Linked DNA regions of Homo sapiens: all the other regions are linked to region 3. The links are chromatin contacts, found by Hi-C or POLR2A ChIA-PET in ENCODE. All regions are on one chromosome and are shown on one strand. Each heading gives the region's core, a stretch centred on a gene start or an enhancer-like site at or near the end of the contact. The rest is flanking DNA. Distances are from core to core; before and after follow the strand shown. Region 1 overlaps CCNY (cyclin Y). Region 2 overlaps CCNY (cyclin Y). Region 3 overlaps CCNY (cyclin Y). Region 4 overlaps CCNY (cyclin Y).

The links. A loop is a pair of places that touch in the nucleus more often than their neighbours do. ChIA-PET counts read pairs that join two places held with the same protein, here RNA polymerase II (POLR2A). Pooled maps may share reads with other maps.
Region 1: a map of dorsolateral prefrontal cortex shows a loop between it and region 3 (3-fold over the local background). The contact joins two enhancer-like sites. A Hi-C loop is called at or near these places in 6 of 168 maps with a recorded cell type or tissue (cardiac septum, dorsolateral prefrontal cortex, heart left ventricle and 2 more) and 4 of 50 pooled maps. POLR2A ChIA-PET finds 5 or more read pairs at or near these places in 1 of 52 experiments (H1).
Region 2: a loop to region 3 is called in a map of heart left ventricle, with 2.3 times the contacts of the local background. The contact joins two enhancer-like sites. A Hi-C loop is called at or near these places in 7 of 168 maps with a recorded cell type or tissue (dorsolateral prefrontal cortex, heart left ventricle, heart right ventricle and 1 more), 2 of 37 single-sample maps with no recorded cell type and 13 of 50 pooled maps. POLR2A ChIA-PET finds 5 or more read pairs at or near these places in 2 of 52 experiments (AG04449 and H1).
Region 4: a map of heart left ventricle shows a loop between it and region 3 (2.3-fold over the local background). The contact joins two enhancer-like sites. A Hi-C loop is called at or near these places in 3 of 168 maps with a recorded cell type or tissue (PC-9, heart left ventricle and heart right ventricle) and 1 of 50 pooled maps. POLR2A ChIA-PET finds 5 or more read pairs at or near these places in 1 of 52 experiments (H1).

What each region holds. Positions count from the first base shown.
Region 1 is chr10:35,466,043-35,473,181 of GRCh38, forward strand. All of the region lies in intron 1 of CCNY (cyclin Y), which reads left to right. Among named protein-coding and RNA genes, the nearest start is that of CCNY, 130 kb to the left of the region's middle. Within about 2 kb of position 4,674, at least 4 of the 41 ENCODE cell types and tissues checked have a DNase peak (open chromatin) inside an H3K27ac peak, as active enhancers do; they include dorsolateral prefrontal cortex and heart left ventricle, where a contact is called at or near this core.
Region 2 is chr10:35,448,204-35,455,132 of GRCh38, forward strand. The region is part of intron 1 of CCNY (cyclin Y); the gene reads left to right. Among named protein-coding and RNA genes, the nearest start is that of CCNY, 120 kb to the left of the region's middle. RefSeq lists an enhancer at 1-496 and a silencer at 3,256-3,385. Within about 2 kb of position 3,313, at least 10 of the 41 ENCODE cell types and tissues checked have a DNase peak (open chromatin) inside an H3K27ac peak, as active enhancers do; they include heart left ventricle, where a contact is called at or near this core.
Region 3 is chr10:35,561,210-35,568,002 of GRCh38, forward strand. CCNY (cyclin Y) reads left to right here. Exons shown (of 10, transcript NM_145012.6): 9 at 4,814-4,976. Among named protein-coding and RNA genes, the nearest start is that of GJD4, 41 kb to the right of the region's middle. RefSeq lists enhancers at 3,213-3,322, 3,383-3,492, 3,763-3,842. Within about 2 kb of position 3,447, at least 10 of the 41 ENCODE cell types and tissues checked have a DNase peak (open chromatin) inside an H3K27ac peak, as active enhancers do; they include dorsolateral prefrontal cortex and heart left ventricle, where a contact is called at or near this core.
Region 4 is chr10:35,495,480-35,502,144 of GRCh38, forward strand. It overlaps CCNY (cyclin Y), which reads left to right. Exons shown (of 10, transcript NM_145012.6): 3 at 6,022-6,056. Among named protein-coding and RNA genes, the nearest start is that of GJD4, 110 kb to the right of the region's middle. RefSeq lists enhancers at 113-162, 3,162-3,311. Within about 2 kb of position 3,377, at least 3 of the 41 ENCODE cell types and tissues checked have a DNase peak (open chromatin) inside an H3K27ac peak, as active enhancers do.

The DNA.
Region 1 (7,139 bases), core at 3,424-5,923, 94 kb before region 3:
AGTCCATTCAGTTCCATTCCTTAGTGGCATATAGAAGACATTTTAACTAATTTACCGGCTCATTTCTGTAGTCAGCACACATTTTGGGGGTATGGGGGGCACACATTCAAACCAGTGGTTATAGGGATATAAGAAGTACACAGGCATGTACCAGGCTTGGTGGGAGTGGGAGAGAGGCACGGAAGTGAGCCTAGGAGGGTCAGGAAGGCTTCCAGGGCTTAGGAGTTTGCCTGACACTTGAGGTGAGAGCCAGTGGCTTCCCCTAGAGAGGATATTCAGGGCAGAGGGGCTGGCCTGGTCAAGCCTGGGAAAAACTGAAAGAAGATTGTGTGGTGGCAAAGTTGCTGGAGCAGAAAGTGTGCGGTGAAGAGATACGGGAAACAAGGCCAGACTGGAGGAGCAGGCCAGCTCTGTAGGGGTGATGATCAGGTATGGCAGCTAGCGAGAGCTTGCCAGTCCCAGTGTTGTGAATTGGAGAGAGTTCTCAGGTGTGTCCGCCTGTGCCTGTGCTTCTATCAAGCCTCACACAGAAGGGAACAGGCACTAGCATTTATCCTGTTGCTCCCGCTGTCCCTCACCCTCACCTGGACTTTCCGTAACCCTCTTTATGGTTTTCCTTACCTGGCCTCTGGTGAATGTGGCAGTGAGCAGTAGAGTGCTCAAAAGGGAGCAGTGTTAGGGTGAAGCAAGGTTCCTGGCAAAGCCGCAACTAAATTTTAAGGTTTGGTTTTGTGGTGTTTTTTAAATAGAGACAGGGTCTCGCTCTGTCACCCAGGCTGGAATGTGGTGGCACAGCCACAGCCCACTGCAGCCTTGAACTCATGGGGTCAAGCGATCCTCCTGCCCCAGCCTCCCTAGTAGTTGGGACTAGACGCCTGCACCAGCATGCCCAGCTAATTGAATTTTAAATCTTAAAATGAAAGTAGGTTGTAAAATGAACTGTGACCAGACAGTGATAATCTTTAAACTTTCCAAAAGGATTGATAATTCTGTGAGCAGGGGCCATACCTGTTGTGTTTACTGCTGTGTGCCCAGCTCAGCATGCACCCCATGGCTTGACACAGGGCAGGGTATGTTTAGGTGTGAATAATTGTATGTACAGATGAGTATATACGTGAGTAGAATGTATTTCTATACATTATAGATGTATTTTGGCTTTTTATAATCTATATAAGGTCTTTACACATCTTTTGTTAAATTTAATGATGTTTTGTTTGTATTGCTTAGTAAATGGATTATTTTTTATTGTCATTATTAGTATGCTAATTGTTTATTGCTCTGGGCCATAGTGTTCTCAGTGAATACCCTGTTGGCCTTGGGAGGTACAGTTTCTCATTGTGTGGGACACTGGTGTGGAAAAATAGCAGCCACTTGACATGTGACAACTCCACACATTGCTGAATACCCCCTAGGGTGAAGAGGATGACATTGCTCCTTTAGTTGAGCACTATTGCTGGGATAAAGGAATGAAATTGATTTCTATATGTCAGTTTGTGTCTAGCACCAATAGATTTTTAAACCATCTTATATTTTCTGTGTAGAGGATTATATGCAAATAACAATAATTTTGTTTCTTTCCATTTCAATAAATTCCTTGTATGTTACGTTTACTTGTTGTTTTGCATTGACTAGGGCCCCCAATACAATGTTGATAGTAGGTGGATCCCAGTTTCATTCCTGACTTGAGAAATGTGTCTGATGTTTCACCGTTAAGTATACAGATTGCTGTAAGTTTTTGGCAGATAGCCTTTATCAGATTAAGATTTGCTGAGAGTTTTTATCCTAGGTGGTTATGGAATGTAGAGCCCCTGTTAGTTGGACTTAGTTCATTCTATACAATGCCTAACTCTGTTCTCTGTGCTCCATTCTAAGTGATTTCCTCAGATCTGTTTTTCAGGTCACCAGTTCTACATTCAGGAATATCTAACCTGCAGTTTAACTCATCTATTGAATTGTAGATTTCATTGACCATGTTAGCCATTTGGGCTGCTATAACAAAATATTATAGACTGAGTAGCTTATAAGCCGTAGAAATGTATTCCTTACAGTTCAGGAAGCTGGTAGATTCAAGATCAAGGTGCTGGCAGATTTGGTATCTGGTGAAGGTCAGCTTCCCGGTTCATAGATGACCATCTTCTTTTTGGTGTAACCTCACATGGCAAAAGGGGCAAGGAAACTCTCTGGGGCCTCTTTCATAAGGGCGCTAATCGCATTCGTGAGGGCTCTGCCCTCATGACCCAATCACCTCCCAGAGGTGCCACCTCCAAATACTGTCACACTGGGAGCTAGGATTTAACGTATGAATTTTGGGGGGACACAAATATTCAGTCTGTAGTGATTGTGTTTGCATGCATGTATAGACGTGTGTGTATATGTGTGTGTCTCTATGTGAATCCTACAAACATGGTTCTTTTTTAAAACTCCCTTTTATTTTTTTCAGAGTATCTTTTCCCCCTTATTTTAAAATTTATTTTGTTTTTCACCACTGTGCACAAATTCATTCTATGGTCTTTAGTTAGTTTTATTATCTCAAGTTTTTGAGGGTCTGATCTTGATATTTTTGAGTTTCTTGACTCTTGCTCAAGAGTCATGAGACTATTTTTTCCTCCTGTGTGTTGCCATTTTAGATGGTGAGCCTGTCATCGGAGGACATAATCTGGTGGAATTCTGGGAGACAGCCTGCTTTAGAGTGGTTTATAATTTGGCCAATTTGGTGTGAATTTCTTTTCCAGGAGTTTTCTGGGCTACATGTATAAAGTAGAATGTCAAAAACCACATTAGAGATACAGACAGACTGACAGTTACCAGTTGCTGGGAGATTGGGCAGTTGCTCCCCCTGCCAGCCCAGCCTCCTTTTCATTTGGGTTCATAGATACTTTTTCTTAATTCAGGTTTTTGCTAAGATCATAGCTCTCTGAGGGTTCTAGCTATATGTAAAAGTGTCAGTTCCAACTCCTGTGTTATATCCTGTCCTGCAGGAACGTTAAAATAATAGTGTCTTCAAACCAAGATACTTCTGAGAGTAAAGGGGGTTAGAATTCTTTATTATGCCAGATCACTGGTGTGAACCCGCATGTGTGTCACCTTAGTCAAAACCCAAGACCAGCTCACACAACTGGATAGCCCCTGTCCTGCCACAGACTTCAGTTCTCTCTTTGATTCGGGCCTTAGGCCGTTGACCCTGCTTTCTTGCCACACTTATAGGCATTTAAAAGGCTGTATTATATTTTAACTCACATTACAAAGTGCATGTAGCATGAGAGCTTTTAGGTTATCTGGTCTGTGTATTGGCAGAATAATCTGTCTTTAGTCTTAACATTAGCATCTTTATCTCCTTGATTAATCTTAAGATAGAATATTAGATACATTAAGATAGAAAATTAGAAATAGGACAGCAGAGAGGAACTGGGGAGGGAAGAAGGGAAAACGGAAACAGTTATAGCTAGGAAAAGAGAAGGAGGAGAAGAGAGACTGAGAGATGGGTTGGAAAGAGGAAGATGGAGAGGCAGAACGGGAGATGGAGAGATGGACAGACAGGGAGATGGAGAGACAGACAGACAGGGCAGTGGAGAGACAGATAGACAGGGGGAGATGGAGAGTCAGACAGGGCAATGGAGAGTCAGACGGGAGATGGAGAGACAGGGAGAAGACAGGGAGATAGGGCACTGGAGAGACAGATAGGGAGATGGAGAGACAGGGAAATGGGGAGACAGGAAGATGGAGAGACAGACAGGGAGATAGGGCACTGGAGAGACAGATATGGAGATGGAGAGATAGGGAGATGGAGAGACAGGGCGATGGAGAGACAGACAGGAAGATGGAGAGACAGGGAGATAGATAGGGCAATGGAGAGACAGACAGGGAGGTGGAGAGACAGACAGGGAGATAGGGCAATGGAGAGACAGACAGGGAGATGGAGAGACAGACAGGGAGATAGGGCAGTGGAGAGACAGACAGGGAGATGGAGAGACAGACAGGGAGATAGGGCAGTGGAGAGACAGACAGGGAGATGGAGAGACAGATGAGATAGGGCAATGGAGAGACAGAGAGATGGAGAGACAGGGAGATGGAGAGAGAAAGATAGGGCGATGGGGAGACAAGGCAGTGGAGAGACAGACAGGGAGATGGAGAGACAGAGAGGGAAACAGAGATAGGGCAATGGAGAGACAGGGAGTTGGAGAGACAGACAGGGAGATGGAGAGACAGACAGGGCGATGGAAAGACGGACAGGCAGGTGGAGAGACCGACAGAGGGAAGGAGAGGCAAACGGGGAGATGCAGAGATGGACAGGGAGATGGAGGGACAGACAGACAAACAGAGCAGATGACTGAGGGCTGGATGTGTGTGCACAGAGAGCTGCACACAGAGACACATCCATTCAGTTAGCAACCCACTTGCGGAGAGACTGCCCTGGAGGCCCACACATGTAGACGTGTGGACACAGAGACACACACTTGCAAAGACATACACGGAGATCACCTGCAGGGGCACCAGTGGCTGAAAGAGAGTGAAAATAGGAAACAACTAAATATAAGTGTGTTATGATAGTCCAGAAAATAAACTTGAAGTCAGTGGGAGTAGAAAAGATGGCTTTAGGTGGGATTAACCAGAACTGCAGTAGCAGCACTTGGCTGCGGCAGCCACAGCAGGAGCTGTTGTTCTCGTGGGAATGCTGATGTGGGCTGCTGGGCTCAGGCTTCCCTGGTGACAGCCTCCTGGAGCAAACCAGCCTGGTCAGCTCCTGATTTCATCCTGTTGACACTAACAAATGGAGATAATCACTGATTGTGAGGCAGTGGCAGGGACAATAATAGCAACAAAAGAAACAATCTGATTTAAAATTAACAGGCTTTGTTGATTTCATAATTGCCTCCCACATCATAGCCAGATTTGGAAATGTGACTACCTAAAATTGAAATTAGGGGTTTGAGATTTTAACCATATCAAATATTGCTCAAAAGACAGGAAATAGAACTAGTGATGTCTTCGGAGGGTAACTGTGGGGCTGTACCACAGTTGGCCTCCCAGTTGAAACTCACTTTCTGTGCATCTTGAAGTTCCAGAACCTATCAAGGAATCACAGAACCCTTGATTCCTTTGGGCTCTGCTCACTGACACTGTCTAGACCTAAGTGGACAGCCCATCTTGTGGAGATGATTTATTGGAGTGATTATCAGTTTGGGGCGTGGCAGTGCAGAGAAAGGGGGATGCGAGGGGCTTGCGAGGGGGAGGGGATAGTTTGACTTTACAGGCTTGCTTTGGCGCCTCCTCTCCATCCAGTGCTGTTTAGGTCTTACTGTGCTTTTCTGCTTTACTTTTTACTAGTTTTTCAGACCATTAATGATAGCTTATGATGGCTGCTTTTCTTAGCCACTATCTTATTACCTGGATCCTTTATAACACTGGAAGGTAAACTTGGTGCTGGTTTAAAAGCCAAGATGAGCAATTGTGGATCACTGTTACTGTGACATCTGTGGAAAAGACTGAAGAAAATGAGGTTGACCAGTATAAGAGAATACTGCCGAATTAAACTGTGCCACATGCCGTTTGATTTATCTTTAGTTTTGAATAAAGGCATTGTATTTTACTTTGTGCTCAGCTGACACATGGACTGAAAGCAGTGTGACCGAACACTCAGTTGTCACCTCAGAGTCTGGCAGGAGGCCCTTAGAATAACCATTCTTTGAATATTTTAATTCAGCTGTGTGTCTTAATAGGTATCAACATCATAAACAAAAAATAGGCTAAGACTCTGCTTCCTAAATATTAGATTGAAGTCAGCTCAGGGGATTCCATGACATTCCTTAAAACTGCCTTTTCCTCTAAAGCATTACTTCCTCAGGTTAATTTATGGATTATCTTGCCATTCTTTTAGGAGGTAGGAGACTCTAAGTCAGGAGTATGCAACACCAAACTTTTAAACATCAATTTCAAGCCAGCACTCCTTAGAGAACAGAAATTGTGTAATGAAATTTAACAATCTTTAGTGTCTCTAAGCCTAACATTTATGTATTGAGAGTTTTGTTTCTTTAGCCCTGATCTAAGTGCTGTGGCTTAATGTTTTTAATACCCATTATTTCTGGGGACCCTATTGTGTGGTGGACATCCTGCCCATTGCGCTAGTACCTGACTCCTAATCGTCATAGCAGTTCTCGAAGCTAGGTGTTATTAGCCCACTTTGTAGATAAGGAAAATGAGATCAGAATAGTATCACAATTTGCCCAAGGCCATAGAGCTAGCAAAAGTGAATTCAAATCTGGATCTTTTACATTTTAAAATGTGTAATTCTTTTTCTACTGTTTGAGCATCTCTTTGGGGAATGAATGATTCCGAGAACTCCTGGAGAGTCTTATTTTCAGCTTTCTGAATGTGGGTTATAGAGTCAGTCTTGATGGGTTTTTCATTCTTTTTGTTTTCTCCTCTAGTACCTTATACCTTCAACTTAGAAGGATGCTCTTGTAGGGCTGGGACTTGATCTCTTTCGTTACTTCTGTATCCTCAGTACCTGTAACTCAGCATTACTTAGTACCTAGTAGATGCTCAGTGATTATTTGTTGAATGAATGGATGAATGAATGAATGAAAACCATGGCAGAATGGACTGGCCCTGACAACCTCTCAGTATATACTCGTGACATCTAATGAAATGCTAATTTATCCTATCACAGTATAATCGTGAAGGTAAATGTGATAGAAATGTCATAGGATGCATTTTGAAGTCAGCTAAATACATGTTTTGTCTCACCATTAATCGACTGTAGCCCTTTGAAAACCAAGAATGCTTTCTTATGACCATGAAATAGGTCATGTAGAATAGGAAAGTTAATGACACAAGTGGTTACTACCCCAAAGTAGTATTTCGATACGAATAGAATTGAACATAATACCTAGCATATAGTGGAGACTCAATGCATGTTGGTCCATTTAACTGAATTCAACGGAATTGCCTTGCTAGGAAAAAAAAAGCAATATTTATTTTTGACTCAAAAAATTATGAGTCCAGTGCTTTGTTTAAGCTATTCTCTTGTAAGCATGCTATTCTGTGTCTCCCAGGATTGGGTCACATATTTTATTCTTCATTGTTCCCTAGCTGGTTCTGCACTCTGATGTGTCATGTACTTCATCTTGACTCCCTGAATC
Region 2 (6,929 bases), core at 2,063-4,562, 110 kb before region 3:
CAACAAGTAATGGCCAAGTACCTGCTCTCTGTTGGACACCATCTGGGGCCCCAGGGCAGTCACGAACAAAGCAGACCGGAGAGAAAACAAAGCAGGAAGTTAAGGGTGGGGACATGGGTAGGGCCGGTGTAGCAGAAATTCTGGAGCCAGGCTGCCTGAGTTGGAATGCGAATTCCCATTACTTGCCGTGTGACTTTGGCAAGCCCTTTAATTTCTCTATGTCTCTTTCCTCATAGGTAACATGAGGGTAATATTATTATTATATGAGTTGTACTAAATAAATTGGCATGTGTAAAATTCTTAAAATGGTGCCTGCCATGTAACTACTATGTGTTAGGTATTAGGACAGTGCTTATATAAAGGGATGTTATGGTGTTACTGTTAGGTAAGGTGACATCCTTCAGATACCTGAAGGATATGAGAGCTGAACCATGTGACTCCTTGGGGAAGGAGCCTTCCCAGCAGAGTGGGCATGCGCCTGGTGGGTTTGAGGGGCAGAGGGAGTGTGGGGGATGGAGGGGAGTGGTCAGAGAGGCAGCAGGGGCAGGGCATGTCCAGTCCTGTAGCCACTGTGAGTACTTTGCACTCTAGAATGGGGGCCAATGTGGAGTTTGAGCAGACGTGCTCCTAATGCAGTTTTGGCAGGATTCCTGTGGCAACTATGGAGAGAATGGACAATGGAGTATCCCCAGGGGGTGCAGTGTGGGTTAGACCCTGAGGCATGTCAAGGGGCAAGGTCAGGGGATTTGCTGGTTGGCTGCATTGGGTGGGAATAGCGAGGGTGGAGGATGAGTGCAGGCCTTGAAGGGTGGAGTTGCTCCTTAGTGACTGATGTAGACTGGAAGGAACAGGTCTTGAGCCTGTTGATTTTGATTTACATGTTAGTCAACAGGGGAGCTGAACGGGCAGCATGGGAGTTCAGTGGAGTCAGTGCTGGAGATAATAGCATGGGAACCATTGGCATACTGAGGGTATTCATTACAGTCTTGTGGCTGAGGTCACCACGCAGCGAGGAGGGAAGGGACAAGGAAGCAGCAGAGGTGTGTGTGAGAAGGAGCTGAGGAGGGGCAGAGATAGGGGCAGGGAGGGGGGTGAAGAGAGAGAGATGGTCCCGGCAGTCAGCGAGGGAGACATTTTGAGGAGAAAGTGGGCATCTCTAGTAAGATAAGGACTGAGATGTGGCCATTGAATTAGCAGTGGCCTTGGTAAGAGCTGGAGAGTTGGGGGTGGGAGCAATGGCCCTACTGGGCAGGGTTCCAGAGAGAACAGGGAGGAGGAACTGGAGCACGCAGGAGCCTGGCTGAACAGGAAGCAAAGAAATAGAGGGAAGGCTGCAGAGGGGGAGGCTGGTTGAGAGCTGTAGTTCGGTTTTTGGAATGAGAGTAATTACTACGCGTGCCTGTGCTGATGGGAAATGCATGATGCAGGAGAGAGAGGGTGGGAGGGGCAGGGATCCATTGCCGAGTAGGGGGGCCGGCCCCAGGGAGGTACCTTTTTAGGGACCACAGGTCAGAGAGGTGCAGGGAGCAGAGATGGCAGGGTGAGCACAATGGAGGCAAGAAGGCTGCAGTGCTTCTCCTGGCCTCTGTCTTCTCAGCTGAACGGACAGTAAGTTGAGAGTGCCAGGGAGTGTTGGAGGTTGGGGGAGAGACAAAAAGGGCCTTTCCAATGATGCTATCTCGCACCACTCAGGGCCTACCTGAGTAGGGTGTCAAGAGTTTACGGTGGGACCAGTCAGCAGGATTCTGCATCTCCTCCAGCTGTGTACAGCTGCTTGGGGCAGAGGAGATGGGGAGTTAGATTTAATCAGCTCTGGGATTTGCCAGAAAGCGCTTTGGAGGGCAGAGGAACGTGGTGGCACGTGAGAGCACCAGGGAGCCAATATGACTACAAGGCTGTGGCTCTGAGTCGGGTAGAGAAGAAAGCAAGGATGTAGCAGGGGGAGGGGTGGCAGAGAGGTGGTGGAATCGGGCTTTGTGGTCTTGGTGGGTGGAAGAATTTACAGGGTTGGGATGTCAGGGAGTGAGTTGGGAAGGTAGGAGATGAGGCTCAGAAAAGGGCTGCTCAACTTTGAGAGCAGGGAGTCCTTTTGGTGACTTACAGGGAGAGGGTGGAGGTTAAGATTAAAACACCAGGCCTTGCAGGGCAGTGGCATCCTGGGTTTTAGCAGTGTGTGGAGGATGTAGGACATTGTGCTGGGGATGTGTGCTCCCTGGGATGGTTTTGGAAGTTGGGAGATGGCATTAGAGGCTCTTTGGAGTTTTCTGGGCTGAGAGCTTGATTGCTAAGGGACAGCCTGGGAGTTGTCAGCTTCTTGAGCTGACAGCCAAGTGGGGATAAAGCGTTTCTTCTGATGGAAAGGTTGTGGTTCTGAGGCTGCTGGCACATTGGGAAGGGCATCTTGCGGGTTCCCATCATTGTGGAGCTACATCTTTATTTCTGAATGTTGGACATGGGGCACTTGGGGAGGCCAGTATTACCAGGAGATTTTTCTTTTTTTTTTTTCTTTCTCTTTTACCTTTTGTGTATCAGTATTTCTTAATAAGAAATGCCTATTTATTTAAATTCGGTGGGAGATATTTTTGACATAATTTTTTCACTTTCTCTCTGTCCTCTGTTTTGGAGAATGACAGTGATGGAGCAGTGGGCTGGGAGCCTTCCTGTCACCAGCACCTGTGACTTTGGAGCAGCTACTTCCTCTGGGACTGTTTAAAAGAAGGGGTGTGGGGCTCAGCTTTAAGGTCCTTTGGTTTTAGAATTAAACTCTATTTTGTTGGTTTATGAAGCATGTTTTTTGTGCCCATGATCTCAAATTTCTTTGGTTTTTAAAACTTTATCTATTTATTGTACCTTTAAAACAAATACATTTTATACCTAATGCAAATTAGTATTTTTTGAAGAGTGTTAGGCAGAATAAATGTGTATTTCCCATCAGAGAAGGAACTACTGATAAGTACTTCAAGAAGACCCAGAATTAGCATGTGTGTTTATATAAATTGTGAAATCATCTTCTCCCACTTCTTCCCCCTTTTTTACAAAAACAAGTTAAGAGTCAGAGAAGGAAAGAAGAAATGGGATTTGCACCGTCATGGACTGATACTGCCTGGGTGTAGTTGTTTTGCTTGGTGAGCAGAACTTGCTGTATTATCTGTAGCTTTCTTCATGTATACTTGGGCACTTGTAAATGTTACCAAGTGCCTCTGACCAGAATGGGTGGGTCATTTTCCATGTCGTCTTAAAATGACTGGAAAGTTGGTGATGAACAGAAGGCTTATTTTGATATCTGAGTATGGCCTGAAGGCTATGCTGAGTGAGTGAAACCCAGAGCACTTCTGAGCAGGTTTTGGTTGGTTTGGTTCCTCTTTTGTTGGTGCTTTTGTGAGGGCCAATTCTGTATGGCACTAGACAGAGCTGGTTAGGCTCAACAATACAGTGTTACCAGGCGGGTTGAGAATGGACACCCACAAGCCCAGGAGCCTCCTGAGGCCAGTCCCCCATAGTGCCTGGGCCACACGGGGCTGGGCCTGTTAACCAGGGCAGGCTCGGGGTTCATGTCTTTTACCCTCTACAACAGTGCAGCCCAGCAGGTCATTACCACCTCACCTCCACGCATGGCAGGGGCAGGGGGAGCGGTCAGGGCATGCCTGTCCTGCTGCTGTCACCCAGGCGAGCCACACATTCCACACTGGCTTGAATGGCAGTGACTTTGGGCCTGGCAGTGTCCTCTGCCAGTCTCCTTCACTCACAATTTCATTTCAACTTTGTGTTATAGTGAAGTATTTAATATGACACTTTTTTTTTATTCTTTAATAGTTCAAATAGTAATGTATGCCAAGGTCAGACTAATATTTTGTTTACTAGCTTAGTAATTTTCTTCTTGTTCCTACCTGAATTAATTTATATGGGAGCAAGTGCTGCCTTTTTTGCTGTTGAGTACCAGAGAACATACAGTAAATAATGATTTTTACATATTGAAGTTGCAGTTGTTGACTGTGATGTTGAAGATGTCTTCAGACAGTAGTTTATACTGCATTCCACACTTGAGGCTCAAGTGATTGGAGTGATTTCTGCAATTACTAGTTTGTTCTATAACTAAGACTGTTTGTTGGTCTCTGCATATACTTTCAGGTCATTAAATGCTACAGAAATGAGAAATGAAATACAAACTTTTTAACTCCTACTCAGATGTCCAAACAGCTTCTTAGTTCCTGTCAGATCAGTAATAATACTGGGTTTGGTCTTTCTTAAACCAAGCATAATCCTGCTTATCTTAGAATGAAACAGTATTCCTATTCAGAGGTAAATAGAGTTAACCTTTACTCGTGTAATTTTTATTGTTTGTTTTACCATTTCATGGTGTTCATACTAGCCCCTTTTCCTTTCCCTCTAAGTGACTGCTGAGGTTCTCACCATTTCAGAATAAAATTCTTGTCCTTTGAGGTTGGAAATTTAATGATAATTGAAAAACTGTATGTGTCAGTATACTTAAAAGGAAAGGTTATATCATTCTCTTCATTTTGGATGTAAAATTTACCTGTTAGAGAAAATTTGGAAATTATAGAAAAGTAAAAAAAAAAAAAAAAAAAAATGGAAAAAAGCTATTGTGCTTGTCTCCTACAAAGAGAACTACTGTGGACCTTTTATGTCTCATTTCTTCTGTTTTTTAAAAGCTGGGTTTGTCTAAAACCACTGTCACCAAAACAATAAAACCCATACCCTCCAAATTTGTATGACATATAATTGTGGTGACATTGTCTAGAACATTTTAAAAAAAATATTATTTATTTTTAGAGATGGATCTTGCTGTGTTGCCCAGGCTGGACTGCAGTGGCACAATCATCGTTCACTGTAACTTGGAACTCTTGGGCTCAAGCATTCCTCTTGTCTCAGCCACAGCGTCCAACTAATTTTTTCATAGAGATAGGGTCTTGCTTTGTTGCCTAGGCTGATCTCAAACTTCTGGGCTTAAGGAGTCTTCCCACCTTGGTCTCCCAAAGTGCTGGGATTACAGATGTGAGCCATTGTGGCTAGTCCTGTATATAAAATTTATATATTTTTCACTTAGCATGATAAACAGAAGTATTTCTCCAATTACAAATGTATTGAACTGTTTATAAAAACTATTGATTATTATTTTTGATCACTACATAATTTTTCATGTGGGAAATTTTCCGCTTATTCAGTCCTTTATTACTAGACATATAGGTTGTTGTTTTCTTTTTCCTTTATAATCAATATGGTAATGAACATCTTTGTGTCTAAAGCCTCCTCTGAACATCAGATCATCTCAGCAAGGTAGAATCCTAGCAGGCATTCTAATGACTCAAAAGTTTTGGGTGCAGTCTACAAAATTACTGTATGACAAGGTATTAATACATGATACTAATATTTGAGTTAGCAAAAGCTGCTTATTGGATATCTAAGTTGGGCAGCATTTGGTAGGCTTATTTTTTACTCCTTTAAATTACTTCTTTCAAGTGATTAGAAACTTTTAAGAATCTTAATCAGTAGGTGAAAGAAAATCTGGCTTTTTTAAGGCTCTTTGTATATTGAAATAGCTGGGCAATATTTCTAGTAACCATATTGATGTTTTACTGCTATATACATGATTTGCCAATTTTTAAACTAAGACCTATAGTAAAAAAAAAATTTATATTTGAATCCAGTTGGTTTCTTATTGGTAAACACACATGAAACAATATTTGTCTTTATGCATTTCATAATGTTATATTCTGAACTTTCTGTTTCATTCCATTTTTTAAAAAAGATGAGTCATGATCCTCTAAATGGATTTCATAATCTCCTGGAGGTTCCAACTCATAGTTTGAAAAACACTATACTGTACTGTGACAGGCGGCGAATCCAGAGGAACACATGGCTTATTTCCCTGACTGCTTTTACTTTTCCTGTGTGTGGGTGGGAATCTTGTACTCGTTCATCCTGGCAGTACCTGAGTGAGAAATAAGGAAGCTAAGTACCCTGCCCAACGGCACGCAACTACCAGTGGTCAAGCTCGGACACAGTCACTTCTGGGTGGCCCCCAGGTCCAGGGTTTCACAGTCCAGCAGCATAGAAGCCGTTTCAGCTTCTGTTGTCCTGGAAGACGCAAAGGCATCCAGAAGAGAGGCACATGATCTGCAGGAAAGACTCCGCCGTAGCGGTTCAGCGCAGGTTTACCAAAGGTTGTTCACCTGGAATGGACTGTGAACCCCCCACCAGGAACTGTGGCACAGGCAGAAGTCAACCAGGGTGAAATGCAGCTTTGCACTCTGACATTTGCCCCTTGAAAACCTGGAGCCTGGTAGAGTTAGGGGTGGAAAGCAAGTTTTCCATCAGCAGAGGAGCATCTTCCATAGCTCCCAGAAGGATCAGTTAAAAGTGTCAGTCCGATGGCTTCCTTCGGGTTTTGTGAACCTCAGCGGCTTCGCCTGCCCTTTGCCTTTAACCAGCCAGTGGGGCCCTGCATGAGGTGCCCGGGGAGGTGGTGCATGCATAGCATCCTTAGTAAGCCTGGAGGCGGGTATGCTCTCTGGCAGCAGCTTTCTTCCTGGCTTTCTTGTGGAATTGTCCTCCTTACCAAGATGCTTCTGCCAGGGTAAGAGGAAGGCCAGTGAGTGCTTGGGAAGGAAGTTGGCAGTAACTTCCAACAAACCTTGCCCCACTGTAACTTCTCAGAAGGGTGATGTGACCAGCTGCAAATACCAAATGGAAAGAGATTTTGCCTAGAGAGTTTTCAGGAGGGCCTGATGAACCTGAAAACCTTCCCTGAATGCAGTGTACCTTCCATTCCATACAATAACCATTGAAGGGCTTCATCTTAATTAACTCACATGGACATTTCTAATTGTGGAAGAAAATACTGCCTCCCCTCACCAGGTGAAACCATCATTGAAATCAAAGCTAATAGCAGACAACACTCTGTTCCCAAA
Region 3 (6,793 bases), core at 2,197-4,696:
TTTTTCATCCCCAAGTGGGAAAAGAGTCAGTGGCTTGGGCCTGAGGGTGGGGTGGGAGGCGTTTGGGCAGGAGAAGTCTCAGATATCCTGGGGTGGGCTCCATCCTATCAAGGGCTGCCCTGCTGCATTTTTCTATAATCCCATCACTCAGAAAGAATATTGCTAACATTTTTATTATATAGAACTTCCCAGTGTTTACATAGATTTTATTTTTACAAAACTGGGCCCATACTGTACGCGTTGTTTTAAACTTTTTGCCATTTAGCAGTGTGTTAATCTGTGGTTAGCTGGTCTCAGTTTCCTGGCAGAGGCAAACAACCCGAGCTCTCCCTTGGAGCTCCTGAGCAGGGAGAGGGCTCACAGGTTTCAGCTGGAAACCTTTTCAAATGGGGTTTTTGGTAGTGCTTGTTCTTCTAGGTACCCTTCTTCCTGGCCTCCTGTGTCCCAGCTTCCTGAAGTGACCTTCCTGGTATTTTTGACCATAGGCTAATCTCCTGCTCAAGAATTATCCAACAGTGAGAACTTGACTGGGAGTCTCCCCATGTACCTTTGGACAGAGGGGTTCTGGCTTGGAAGGCAGCTGACTGTGCAGCTGCGTATCTGTGGGCGCAGGCTGAAGAACACTGTACGACGAGTGTCACTGAGACTTGCAGGCAGAATAGTCAGGGCACCAGGCCATGTGGATAGTCACCAGCACCAGTCAGATGTTAGCTTCAGGCAGACCTCATGTGGGAAGATGGGGCCAAGGGCCAGCCTTTCTCCCACTCTCACCAACAATCAGTGGTCACAGCATCACAGGCCAGCTTAGAGCAAGAAGTGGCAACCGCTGTGGATGGGGAAAGGACAGTGAAATTTCACCATGCAGAGTTCTGTAGGCAAAAATACTGTTAAAAAAAATTACACCTCGAGGTTTGTCTGTTTCTTGTTTTTGTTTTGCACTGTTCCCGTAAATGTCATTTTCATGTGTAGACAAATCCAAATAAGGAGAAATCAAGTGACTTGTCCAAGCATTGCATGGCACAGAAGGTCACAGAGAAAGAACTTCAGTTCCTCTGTAGATACCTGGTTTCTGGTGGTGTTTTGTTTTTAAATTGTAGTAAAATGTATGTAGCATGAAATTTATGATTGTAGCCATTTTTAAGTATACATTTCTGTAGCACTAAGTACATTTACATTGTTGTGCAACCATTACCACCATCCATCTCTAGAACCCTTCATTTTCGCAAACTGAAACTCTCCCCCTGTTAAACACTAACTTGCCATTCCTCCTTCCTCCAGCTCCTGGTGATCACTGTCCTACTTTTTGTCTCTGTGAACTTCACTACTTTCAGGACCTCACACAAGTGGGATCATACAGTCTGTGTCCTTCTGTGTCCAGCATATTTCACTTGCCAATAATGTCCTCAGGGTTGATCCATGTTGTAGTGTGTCTGAATTTCCTTTCTTTTTAGGGCTGTATAATACTTCACTGGGGGTCTGTGTCCCATTTTGTTTATCCACTCATCCACCCATGGACACTTGGGTTACCTCCACATTGGGCTAGTAAGTGGAGGCTGTAAGTGTGGCTATGCAGATACCTTTTCAAGACTTTGTTTCTCCTTCTTTTGGGAAGTGACCCTAGTTTCTAGAAAAGTAGGCAGCATATTAGATGATTAAAACAGCTCTTTTTAACATCATTTTAGAGTTCTATTTTCAAGTTGCTGAATTGTACCAAATTGGGTTTTTATACAGTGTTGATCTAGTGTGACAAATATTTCTGAAATGTGGTTTTTGTTGGTCGACTTGAATATATTTCTTACAACGTTTTACACCAAAACTGTTTCTTCATAGTTATCTAAATGCAGATAGTAAATCCATCAGGCCCATTCTTGGCATCACGTTAGTTTTCTGATAATTTATCACATAGCAAGCTGTCAGTGTCCCTGTAAAAGATGTGCTGCTGCAGTTTGGAAATTCAAGTTTTGGAAATTATTTTTATTTTCTAAATCTTTAGAAAAAAATTCATTTTTTGAAAATACAACAGCTCTAAAATCTATTTTCCCAAAGCTTAACCAGAAACTCAAGCTTGGAGAAGGTTGTTCTGTTTTCCAGGGAACCCTGGGAAAATACCGCCTTGTTCAAAAGCAGCTTCCTCTTGACTTTGCTCGTAGTGTCTGCCTCCATCTGGAACCATGGTGTCTGTATATCATTTTGGGCAGGATTATCAGGCTGTTCTCTTAGACTTTTCTTCTTACTATTGGGAGAATACGCTTTGCAGTGACGCCTGTTGACCACCAGACGGCGGTGTGTCCATGGCAGCTCCCAGGTTCACTTGGGATTTGCTCCTTTGACGTTTGACAGTTCTGGCCTTAGCAGGGCCTCTGACGCTTTCGTTTTGTTGAAGTCTTACCTGGATTCCAGTATTTCACAGGATGATCTCTTATTAAATCTCATTTAAATGAAGCATAAATAAAAGTTGTTTTAAGTAAAAATTATCCCAAATCAAAGTAAATTATTATTTATTTATTTATTTTTGGGACAGAGTTTCGCTCTCGTTGCCCAGGCTGGAGTGCAGTGGGGCAATCTCGGCTCACTGCAACTTCCGCCTCCTGGGTTCAAGTGATTCTCCTGCCTCACCCTCCTGAGTAGCTGGGATATTAGAGGTGCCCACCACCATGCCTGACTAATTTTTTTTTTTTTTTTTTGAGACAGAGTTTCGCTCTTGTAGTCCAGGCTGGAGTGCAATGGCGCAATCTTGGCTCGCTTCAACCTCCACCTCCCGGGTTCAAGTGATTCCCCTGCCTCAGCCTCCTGAGTAGCTTGAATTATAGGCATGTGCCACCATGCCCGGCTAATTTTCTTTGTATTTTTAGTAGAGACGAGGTTTCACCCTGTTGGCCAGGCTGGTCTCAAACTCCTAAACTCAGGTGATCCACCCGCCTCAGCCTCCCAAAGTGCTGAGATTACAGGTGTGAGTGACCACACCCAGCCTAAATTCTTAAAACTATGAAATTTAGTACAGTAAATACATTTGGAGCTTGTTATCACTCTTTTCACGAGGCTGTGTGGAAACAAGCAGTGACGCTCTTCATCTGATGAAGAGACCGGAATGGGCCTTCCTCGGGCCTCCTTCCTTGCCGCCTGCCCACAGGTCCCAGTGCTCCTTTCCCCAGCAGCTTCATGTCTCCCCAGAGCCACTGGCCTTGCTCAGCCCCAGCCTCCCCACCCGCCTCCTTACTGTTCTTGTCCTTTGTCACAGCAACTTGAGCTGGTGTGGAGCCCTCCTCAGTCCTTCATAGCTGAGTGCTATGAGTCACCGGGAACAGCCATAGGGGTCTCGGGACATCACTCAGGACAGGATGGTGCCTGCATGTGAGGCTCAGACCCAGACCCTCAGCGTTCAGCAGAGTTGGCAGGACATGACTTAGAATGCCGAGGCTGGGATCAGGGTCAGGAGGGTGAGGCCCTGCACTAGGGCCCTGGCTTCACTCACAGGAAATGGTGACTGTGTGTTTTGGCTGCCTGCAGCAGGTTGGAGGGGACCCACTCTGCCTGAAACACCCCCTCCTCAGCCCTGGTTCCTCTCCGCCAGAGCTCCATGCTTCCCTCACCTCAGTTCAGCTCTCACTGCTGTGGGAAGCCTTCTGAGATCATGTGCTGGGGGCCAGGCATGCAAAAGCAGATGTTGCACTTCCTGACTATGAGGAGAACAGCCCAAGAGGCTGAGTTCAGCAGCCACATGCTGCATAGTGTGGGCAAGGACAGGAGGTTTCCTGGAGGGTGTGCAGTGGGTGGGCACCCTGTGGGTGGGCACCCCTGGGGGCTTCCTGGGGAGAACGTGCTGAATCTGAGTGCATGACCCAGGACCAGTGCTCCACAGATAGTTCCCTCACTGAGAAGGTTCCCCCCACCCAGAGGAACTATCTAGAAATAAACCTAATTTGAAAGATAGCTGACATGAGAAGTTCTTAAAGTAGAAGTTTTTGAATTTCTCCCAGCATTCCATCAACATGTAGATGGGTTGGCAGGGTGGATCTTAGCACCTCCTCTCCCAACCTACCTTTTTAGTTGAGTGGTTCTCAGAGTGTGGGCCCGGGGCAAGAGCCTCAGCCTCACCATCATCTGGGAGTTCCTTAGAAATGCACATTCTCAGGCCCCACTGCAGACCTACTGATCCCCACAGTGTGAAGGTGGAGCCCCCTGTCTGTTCTAACAAGCCCACCAGGTGATGGGGTGCGTGCTCAAGTGTGGAAACTACTGCTTCCATTCTTCCCGGCTTGTGAGTTCTCTTTTTAAGAGACTGAGGCAGAGACTGGACACCCTCCCCCCATAATCCCTGCCTTTTGCCTAAGAAAGCCCCTACACAGTTCCTCCCTTCTTTTCTCCCTGGAGGTAGGGAGGGGCCACCGAGGAAGCCAATGTCCTCTAGGTCTGCAGAGGCTGAGTGTTTTCCTCTGGGCCCCTGCGGAAGGGCCCTCACTGGACTCCACGTGGCAGCTCTTGGCTGCTGCATCCACCCTTTGTTAGCAGCCTGTCCTCACGGAGACCTGCAGCCAGAGCCTGCTGTGTGTGTGTTAGATCTCAGTGAAGTGATTCGCCCTGAAACGCTTCCTGGTGATGATCCCAGTTAACCAGTCCTCATCCTTCTGGGCACCAGATCAAGTGGATTTGGCTTTTAATCCCAATATGGTGGTCTAACCAGACATTTACTTAGATCACTGGTCTTCCTGGAGGATGCAGTTTTCTGGAGTCTGGTCTCCAGCAACTTGCCTTGGCAGGCCACGTGGCCTGGTGTGGCAGCTAAGCATAGGCTATTTTTGTCTTTGCTTTGCAGGAACGAGCTAGAGCGACAGTTTCTTGAATTGCTGCAGTTCAACATCAATGTTCCTTCCAGTGTCTATGCCAAGTATTATTTTGATCTTCGTTCTCTGGCAGAAGCGAACAACCTGAGCTTTCCCTTGGAGCCCCTGAGCAGGGAGAGGGCTCACAAGCTTGAGGTAAGATGGTTTAAAACAGCGTTTTGTGGTGCAGTGTTGCCAATACATCATCTGAGTACCAGAGATGCATGTGGTCACATTGATCATTTCCCCCACTACATGATGTAAAATAAAGATGAGCTACTAGGATATATAGCTGGGCAGTTGATTATGATTTGTTCTGCTTCTTTTTTCTTTGAGACGGAGTCTCGCTCTGTCACCCAGCCTGGAGTACAGTGGTGCGATCTTGGCCCATTGCAGTCTCTGCCTCCCGAGTTAAAGCAATTCTGCTTCAGCCTCTCAAGTAGCTGGGATTACAGGTGCCTGCCACCACACCCGGTTGATTTTTTGTATTTTTAGTAGAGATGGGGTTTCACAATGTTGGCCAGGCTGGTCTCAAACTCCTGACCTCAGGTGATCTGCCTGCCTTGGCCTCCCAAAGTGCTGGGATTACAGACGTGAGCCGCTGTGCCTGGCCAGCCACTTCATATTTTTAATAACCAGTTTAATATCACTTTATACTTAATAAGCAAAGGTTTTTTGTTTTTTTGGGTTTTTTTGAGATGGAGTCTTGCTGTGTTACCCAGGCTGGAGTGCAGTGGCACGATCTCAGCTCATCACAACTCCGCCCCCTGGGTTCAAGTGATTCTTCTGCCTCAGCCTCCCTAGTAGCTGGGACTACAGGTGTGCACCACCACGCCCAGCTAATTTTTTTTTGTATTTTTAGTAGAGATGGATGGGGTTTCATTATGTTGGCCAGGCTGGTCTAGAACTCCTGACCTTGTGATCTGCCCACCTTGGCCTCCTAAAGTGCTGGTATTACAGGCATGAGCCACCACAATTCTATTTTGAAATCAAATATTTTTTAAAACCCTTACCTTTACGGACAGGTTTAAGAAAATTATGTCCCCCCAAAAAGCATTTCCCGCAATATAAGCCCCTCAAAAAGATACTTCTCAGCATGCGCTTTCATAGGAAAAAGCTGCCAAATGATATTAACAATTGGGAATCCAAAAAGATTTGATTCTGCTTTTTATTTTTTTTCCAAAATACCTTTTCCATAGCCCAGTTAGAGCTGAGGGCAGCACCACTGGTCTTGGTCTGGGTTTTGGGCCGTCATTATTAAGCTGTGTAACTTTGGGTCTCATCACAGCATATTTGTATGTGGCTCCGCCTCATATGTTCACCAGGCTCTTCCCACTTGACCTTTTGGCAGGAGGAAAGGGGACGGGGTGGTAATTAAGCAGGATCCCTGGGGAGAGACCCCTCCTCCAGAGAGGGTGTGCCCCAGCCTTTCTCCTCTGCACCTTTTTTCCCAATCCTGCCTTGGTCTCATCCCATAGAGTGTTTCCGAGTGGTGGATGGCACTGTCATGTCCCCAGCTTGTGAGGTCTTCGTGCTGCCCACACCACTGCCCATCCCAGGTGGGATGTTGTCACTCAGTGCAGAGTTGGTGTGGCATCATGATGGCTTGGCCACACGGTGATCTAGAACTGGGAGAAGAAACCTGTTATGGATTACACGCTTAAGAAAGAAAAATGTTAAATAAAAATTTAAAAAGTAATATGTTAATTCCAAGAAGTAAACCATAGAAAAGACTGGATGCATAGCACTGGTTAGAAATAAAAATCCAGTGAGAGTTTCAGAACTCAGCCATGCCCCTGTGATTGTGTGCCAGCCTTTGGAATGGAAAGCCCACCCAGTCTCCCAGTTATCATCTATTCGAGGAAAAATGGAAAACCCTCCCTCTGCAGGACTTCCTGAAGGCAAATGTTGTGAAACCTTCGCAAGCACAGATGTGAGGTAGAATCTGGCTTTCCCTGAGAGCATGAGCCCCC
Region 4 (6,665 bases), core at 2,127-4,626, 66 kb before region 3:
TTTCTCCTCTCCATGACTGGCTGTGCCCTCAACATCTTAGAAATGTTTCTATGTCTTTTCATTTTTGTTTCATTGGCTTTGCTTATTTAGATTTCACTTTGAATGCACAGAATGTCACGTTCCTCTGTGCCCAGATTTCGAAATAAGAGCAGGTCCTGGACAGTTCAGAGCAGGCCAGAGGTCTAATTGGAAGCTCCCTTCCTGCAGCACAGGAGGTGTGCCTTGGGGGGAAATGGCCACACCAGGATGCTTTGTTCTGGGCTCCAAAGTGTGGGTGATGTTCCTGCTACAGTGCACTTTGTGTCCTGGCCGTTTGTGTTCATGACGACTTCCCTGTCAGGGCAGGAGCTCAGCAGGGCAGGAGCCTCCATGTGCATTCTGAACAGGGGCTCAACAGTTGTTTTGAATTGAGTGAGTGAGTGAGTGAGTGAGTGAATTCACTGAATTATTGAAAACTGTAGGAACTGTGTGGTCATCTCAAATTTACTATAAGAAAAGTTAATAGTAAACTTTTAATTTTATTGTTCAAGGCCTGATCTGTGCTACCCACAGGAAAAAGGAAAGGGAAATGAAACCTTTTCTTTTCAACCAGATCTTTGTGATCTGCATTGGAGCTATCTCAGCAATCAGCTTCGTATATCCAAACAAAATTCTGTCATTCTTTAGTTGAAGCCTGCCTCTTGTGTGGCCTGCCAGTCCTTCACATCCAGAGTAGTTAATCAGTTAAGTAAATTTTCTTTGTAGAATAGCACAGCTCTATTCATACCTGGTTCTAATTGTCATTCTGTTTTTAAATGGGACTCGTTTTATGCAGATGCCAAGGATGCCTGTGCACACCAGTGATGTTCTTGTTGGAGGGCGGATGTATAGAGGAAGGGGTCCTACACGCGGTCTCCTCTCTTCTTCTTCTGGGCCTTCCCTTCCTTGGCCTGCTTGGGCTCTTCCCTAGTTTGCCAAAGAAAGAGTATCTTAGGTATCTTAGGACCTTTTTAGTACCAGCATCCTATGGCTTGGTGGTGGCTAACACTTGCCATTGGAAGGTCGGTCTATTTTAGAAATGGAAGAGGAGAGTCAGGTGCGGTGGCTCATACCTGTAATCCCAAAACTTTGGGGGGTGCTGAGACAGGAGGATTGCTTGAGCTCAGGAGTTCAATACCAGCCTGGGCGACATAGTGAGATCTCATCTCTAAAAAAGAAAAAAATTGGAAATGGAAGAGGAGAAACCAAGGTAATCTTTTAAATGCCTACCTATGACAGGAATCAGCTGAAATGGTGTTTAGATTGTTAACAAATCCTCATTAATAATCACACACTAGGTTGAAAGTTGTATTTTAAAGAGTCACTTGTGTGACATTGTGGCAAGAGAGTGTCCCATAGCAACTTAAGTGTAATTTTGTTTGTCCCTCAGATTGCAAACACTGCCTTTTACTCTCTTCACTCCCCATTTTATCAGGAGAAGACTTTTAATGCCAACTGTATTGTTTTTGCTGATTTTAGATGGCTTATTTTTAAAGCCTCTGGTCCATTTTCTGTTTACATCTTTATGGACTGTCACTGTAGCCAATTAAAAATCCTCTTAACTATCATAGATTGTGTCAAAGGAGATTGCTGTTATTCCTCTCCCAGGAAAGAAAAAATTTATGATCCATATCAATTTATTGCCTGTTTTCTCTAAAGAAGCAAAACATAATTATTAGTTAATTCAGTTAGACATTAACTCAGAAAACTCCAGAGATTTTGATTGATTGTTATAGTAACCAAAAATATTGAAGTGTTAAAGATGACTAAAACCACCTATTAGAAATGAGTTGGCATATTGCTTATACCATTACATAAAATAGCTAAAGCATTTTGAATTTCAGAGCTGTACCCACATCAGCCTCAGTGGTTTCAAATTTATTTTAAAGACAGATTTAGATTTGGGCAATTCTGTCAGTCTTTTCAGGTGATACACCACTGTAAAATATTCTGCTTATCACTGGGTGTGGTGGTTCACGCCTGTAATCCCAGCGCTTTGGGAGGCCGAGGCAGGTGGATCACTTGAGGTGAGGAGTTCGAGACCAGCCTGGCCAACATGGCAAAACCCTGTCTCTACTAAAAAATACAAAAAATTAGCTGGATGTGGTGGTGCACCCCTGTACTCTCAGCTACTTAGGCAGGAGAGGCAGGAGAATTGCTTGAACCTGGGAGGTGGAGTGAGTCAGCTCACTTCCCTCCAGCCTGGATTACAGAGCGAGACTCCGTCTCAAAAAAAAAAAAAAAAAAAAAAATTCTACTTATCTTATTCCCCCTATGGTAATGTCTTGGTTGTGCTCCTGCTAGCTTAGGGGAAAAGGAGTAATTAATTTTAAGGGCACTGAGGGTATCTCAGACAGCTCATGAATTGGTGGAACTGGGTACTAAAAGCTGTTAGGACTAAGGCAGCACCTGCCTTCTGCCCATCTCCCTCTGCCGTGTTTCTCTGCATGGCAGAGGGACACCACTGCTTTATGGGGGTCCAGGAATCATAAGACACAAAATACAGTCACACTCATGACTGTAACTTATTACAGTGCAAGCACATGAGGCAAACTCAGTACAGGGAAGAGGTGCACAGGGCGAGTCCTCTCCCATGGAGCCACACAGGTTGCACTTTATCCCCCCATTCACAAATGAGTTGTGAAAACACCTGTGGAATGTTGTCAGCCAGGGAAACTCCTGGGTAGAGACCCAGCACCCAGGATTTTTATGGAGGACCACTCATGTAAGAAGGCTCTGCCTGTTAAGTACCAAAGTTCCAGACTCCCAGAAGGAAATAAACCATACTGTGTGCGGCATAGAGCATATTGTTTGTGCAGACAGCTTAGGCACAGTGAGCCACTCCTACCAGTTAGGAAATGATGGGAAGGAACCCTCCTAAATCCAAGTTCCCAGATACCAGCCAAGGGCCAGCCTTGCAACAGGCCCTTTAAGGATGGCTGTCAGATCTGCTGCTTCACTCTTTCCTGCACAGCGGAGTCCCACCCCAGTCTGAAGTTTACACATCATACCCTCAGTTAAGGTTGAGCAGAGCCCTTTGAGTATGTCCCAACTCCAGATTCCCAGGAGAAGGAGTTAGCCCAGAGAGGGTAAAGTTACCCCCCAATCCAGGCAGGATGGTCAGAGTAATGGGTCACATGGTCTAACGTGGATATCAGGCATTCTTCCCATCTGGGTAGGGACAGGTTGTTGGTTTGGGGGCGCGGAAGACGCTCCAGAAGCAAGTCGGCCATAGAGATGCATGTGTGGAAAATCTTCTCAGAAACTGTGCAGACTTCATCTGCCAAAGACCCTCTTATGTTAGGAGGAGCATTACAAAACCATACAGGAAAGTGGCACCTGATTCAGGCCCCAGGAGCCCCAGGTTGCTCTGAGGAAATAGGGTAGTGTGTAGGTGTTCATTTGCATAGAAGCAGTGAATGCCTGAGAGATTCTGTAATAGATTCAGATAGCTTATCCTCAGGTGTTCTGTAATAGTCTTAGTGAACTTTCGTTTTTCTTCACCATTCTGATTGCAGCCAGTTGGAGTTCATGAAAATAGCCTGATTCCTCCCTGAGATTGATCCTTGTAGGTGGTGGACAAAAATGGCATATGTGTTTATAATATTCTTCTGTGTCTGCTGTAGTTTTTTTTTTGTTTGTTTGAAAGCTTTTGTATTAGTATGTTTTCACACTGCTGATAAAGATATACCCCAGACTGGGCAGTTTACAAAAGAGGTTTAAGGGACTTACAGTTCCACGTAGCTGGGGAGGCGTCACAGTCATGGTGGAAGGTATCTCAGGCACGTCTCACATCGCGGCAGAGAAGAGAAGAGGGCTTGTGCAGAGAAACTCCTGTTTTTACAATCATCAGATCTCATGAGACTTATCACTATCATGAGAACAGCATGGGAAAGACCTGCCCCCATGATTCAATTACCTTCCACCAGGTCCCTCCCACAACATGTGGGAATTCAAGATGAGATTTGGGTGGGGACACAGCCAAACCATATCAGCTTTCTTGGTCGGACTTATAGTCAGAACTATTGAAGGTTATGCATCTCAGCCATTACTTCTACACGTGAATAATTCCTAATCTTCTCAATAGTACCCATATAGGAAGTGCTGGTATTTTTTGAGGCATGGATATCTTTCATTTGCTGAAGGCAGGGGCTGATGTAGGGTGTTGAGGTGACCTTAGTATGGGTGGTGGTTCCCACAGTTGGGAGACTTGTGTCTCTTTTGCACAAACCTATCACTGGGTTGCTCTGAGAAGGGTTAAGTGTCATCTCAGAATGTAGTGGGAACCCTGTCAGTTCTGTGGCCCATGTAGAAAGGGTTTCCGGGTCCCTTCAGTCAGTGGGAAATCACCATAGAATTATCATCATATCCCCATCCTTGGCTACATGTATAATAGTTTAGTATGAATTAATTTAATTCACACATGTGCATGCACACGCTCTATATATGTATGTATGTATGCCAGGAAGTTAAAACCCAGAGCTTCCAGCCAGACCATCCTGTTTGTTTTGCTATGGTTTTCATGTGGATTCTTCCTTGGAGTCAGGTAAAATGTAATCCCTCTGCCTCCATGCTGTGCATAGCAGACCAGTTTGTTGCTGCTGTCTGTGCACTCGTGCTCTGTGTGCGCTAGTCTGGCCTCATGCATGGCCAGGGTGCCCTGTCCTGTGACAGCAGGGGGCTGATCGCCTGCACATGCGTCCATCCGATGGCTTGATGGAGCTGCCTTCTATGTGTCAGTCTCTCTTTTTAAAGTACTCAACAGTATCCTCAGACTAATTTTTGCTTTTGCATTTTTGCTTTTGTTATCTTTGAGATATCAAGAGTGGAAGGCAGCATTCATTCCAGAGAGGACAAGACTTCTAAGGAAAAGAGAAGTGTTTTTTTGTGAGTCTAAGAACAGCATATGAGTGATAGAAAAACAGTTCCATAGTCCCTTCAACAGATCAGCAGGAAGGCTTTTGAAAACAGTAGTGAATCTTCTTTGCAGAGGCATGGACTGTAAGGAGAAAACCTTCTTCTATCTTTTGTACACTGCTGTTTTAGGGTACCCCAAGATAACATTGTTGATTCCTGGGGACCTAGGATGTTATCTCCTTGAATGAAACCTATTCTTCATGTCTTTTACAGTAACGAATAAATGTGTTGATGGATTCATCTGTACCCACAAAATGAGCCTTCAGAAAAGAAAATGCAAAGTTCAGTGATACTAGGTTATTACAAGCTCTTCGTGTTCCCTGTGACTGACCCTTCTACCTCTCTGGGGCAGCAGGCTCCCATTCTGAGAAACACTGGTATCTGGGGACACTGCAGGCTGAGCTGCTCAGCACAGGCCATGCATGCAGTGTGAGAAGCCACCTTGTTAGAGCAGTATCAATTATGGTGACTGTTAGAGCAGTATCAATTATGGTGACCTCTGTCAGCCTTATGGGGTTGGGGTTGGGTGCCACAAGGAGCTCCAGGGGCTCCCAGACAGAAGCCCAGCTGTATTCACCAGCACCCAGCATGGAGAATAATGGGTTTCCATGATAAGTAATGCTGCTGATGTACATCGTCTTCCTGGATCTCAATGCTTTCTAGATATTATTGTTATTTATATTTCCCTTATATACTGTGGAGCTTTATGGGTCTGGTAGGGTTGGGAATAAATAGTCCTATCATTTGTTAATTATGTTAAACTAATAGATGCATATGAGTTTTATGAGGGTTACTAATTACTTTTTTATTCAGTTAATGGAAATCTGTTACCCCTTAATTGATTTCAGCTGCAGTTATTTTGTTAGGGTGCTCTTGTTTAAATGGATGTATATTTCCCTCTGTGAGCCAAGTTCATTCAGATCTGCATTTGTGCAGGTCCTGTATTCTTATGTTTGATAAATGAGCAAGTGGGTATGTTGGTTGGTGGAAGGACGGGACCACGACACAGAGGCCCAGTCCTCATCCACCTGCCAGGGGTTGGCATGCAGGCATATAACATTTCTGTTGCATCTTTTGTTTTCACAGTGAGAGAAAAACGCAAGAGTCTCTTCATTAACCATGTAAGTGAAGCTGTCTCCCTGTGTTCTTCATAATGACTGTACAGTGTAAAGAGCTAAAATAACTGTCTGTGATGGATGAAAATGGCTCATGTGCTTTGTAGATACTTGGAAGAATGTTGCAGTGTACTTATGCTTAGTTTGGTTTGTAATTGGACAAGCATCACTCAGTATTTGTCCACTGTCCCAAATATTTTTCCAGAAGCCCTAGACCACTATTGTTCATGAGATGATGTGTGTGAACAATAACATATCAAACATCACCCAGCAAGTCCAAGCGAAAGCCACTTCTTTTTAATTTTGAATCCTTTCCTTTCTCTACCCTCACCCCCAAATTATTCTTTTTCTCTTGTAGCTCAGTTCCATTTGAATAAACACATAGTTGTTTTCCATGAGGCTCTCTGTCTCCACACTTGACTCTTCCCATTTGTTGTTTGTGGGTCCAGTAGAGTCTGCGTGTTCTTCTGATGCTCCAAGAAAGGATAAACTTGATAACACTAAATTTAAAAAAGATGTTCAAACATTTGGCTGGAGTCTTTTGGCCATTCTTAGCCATGTCTCCCTCCCCTGGTGGCCAGGTGCAGGTGCCCCATTGAGATACTTCATCCCTCT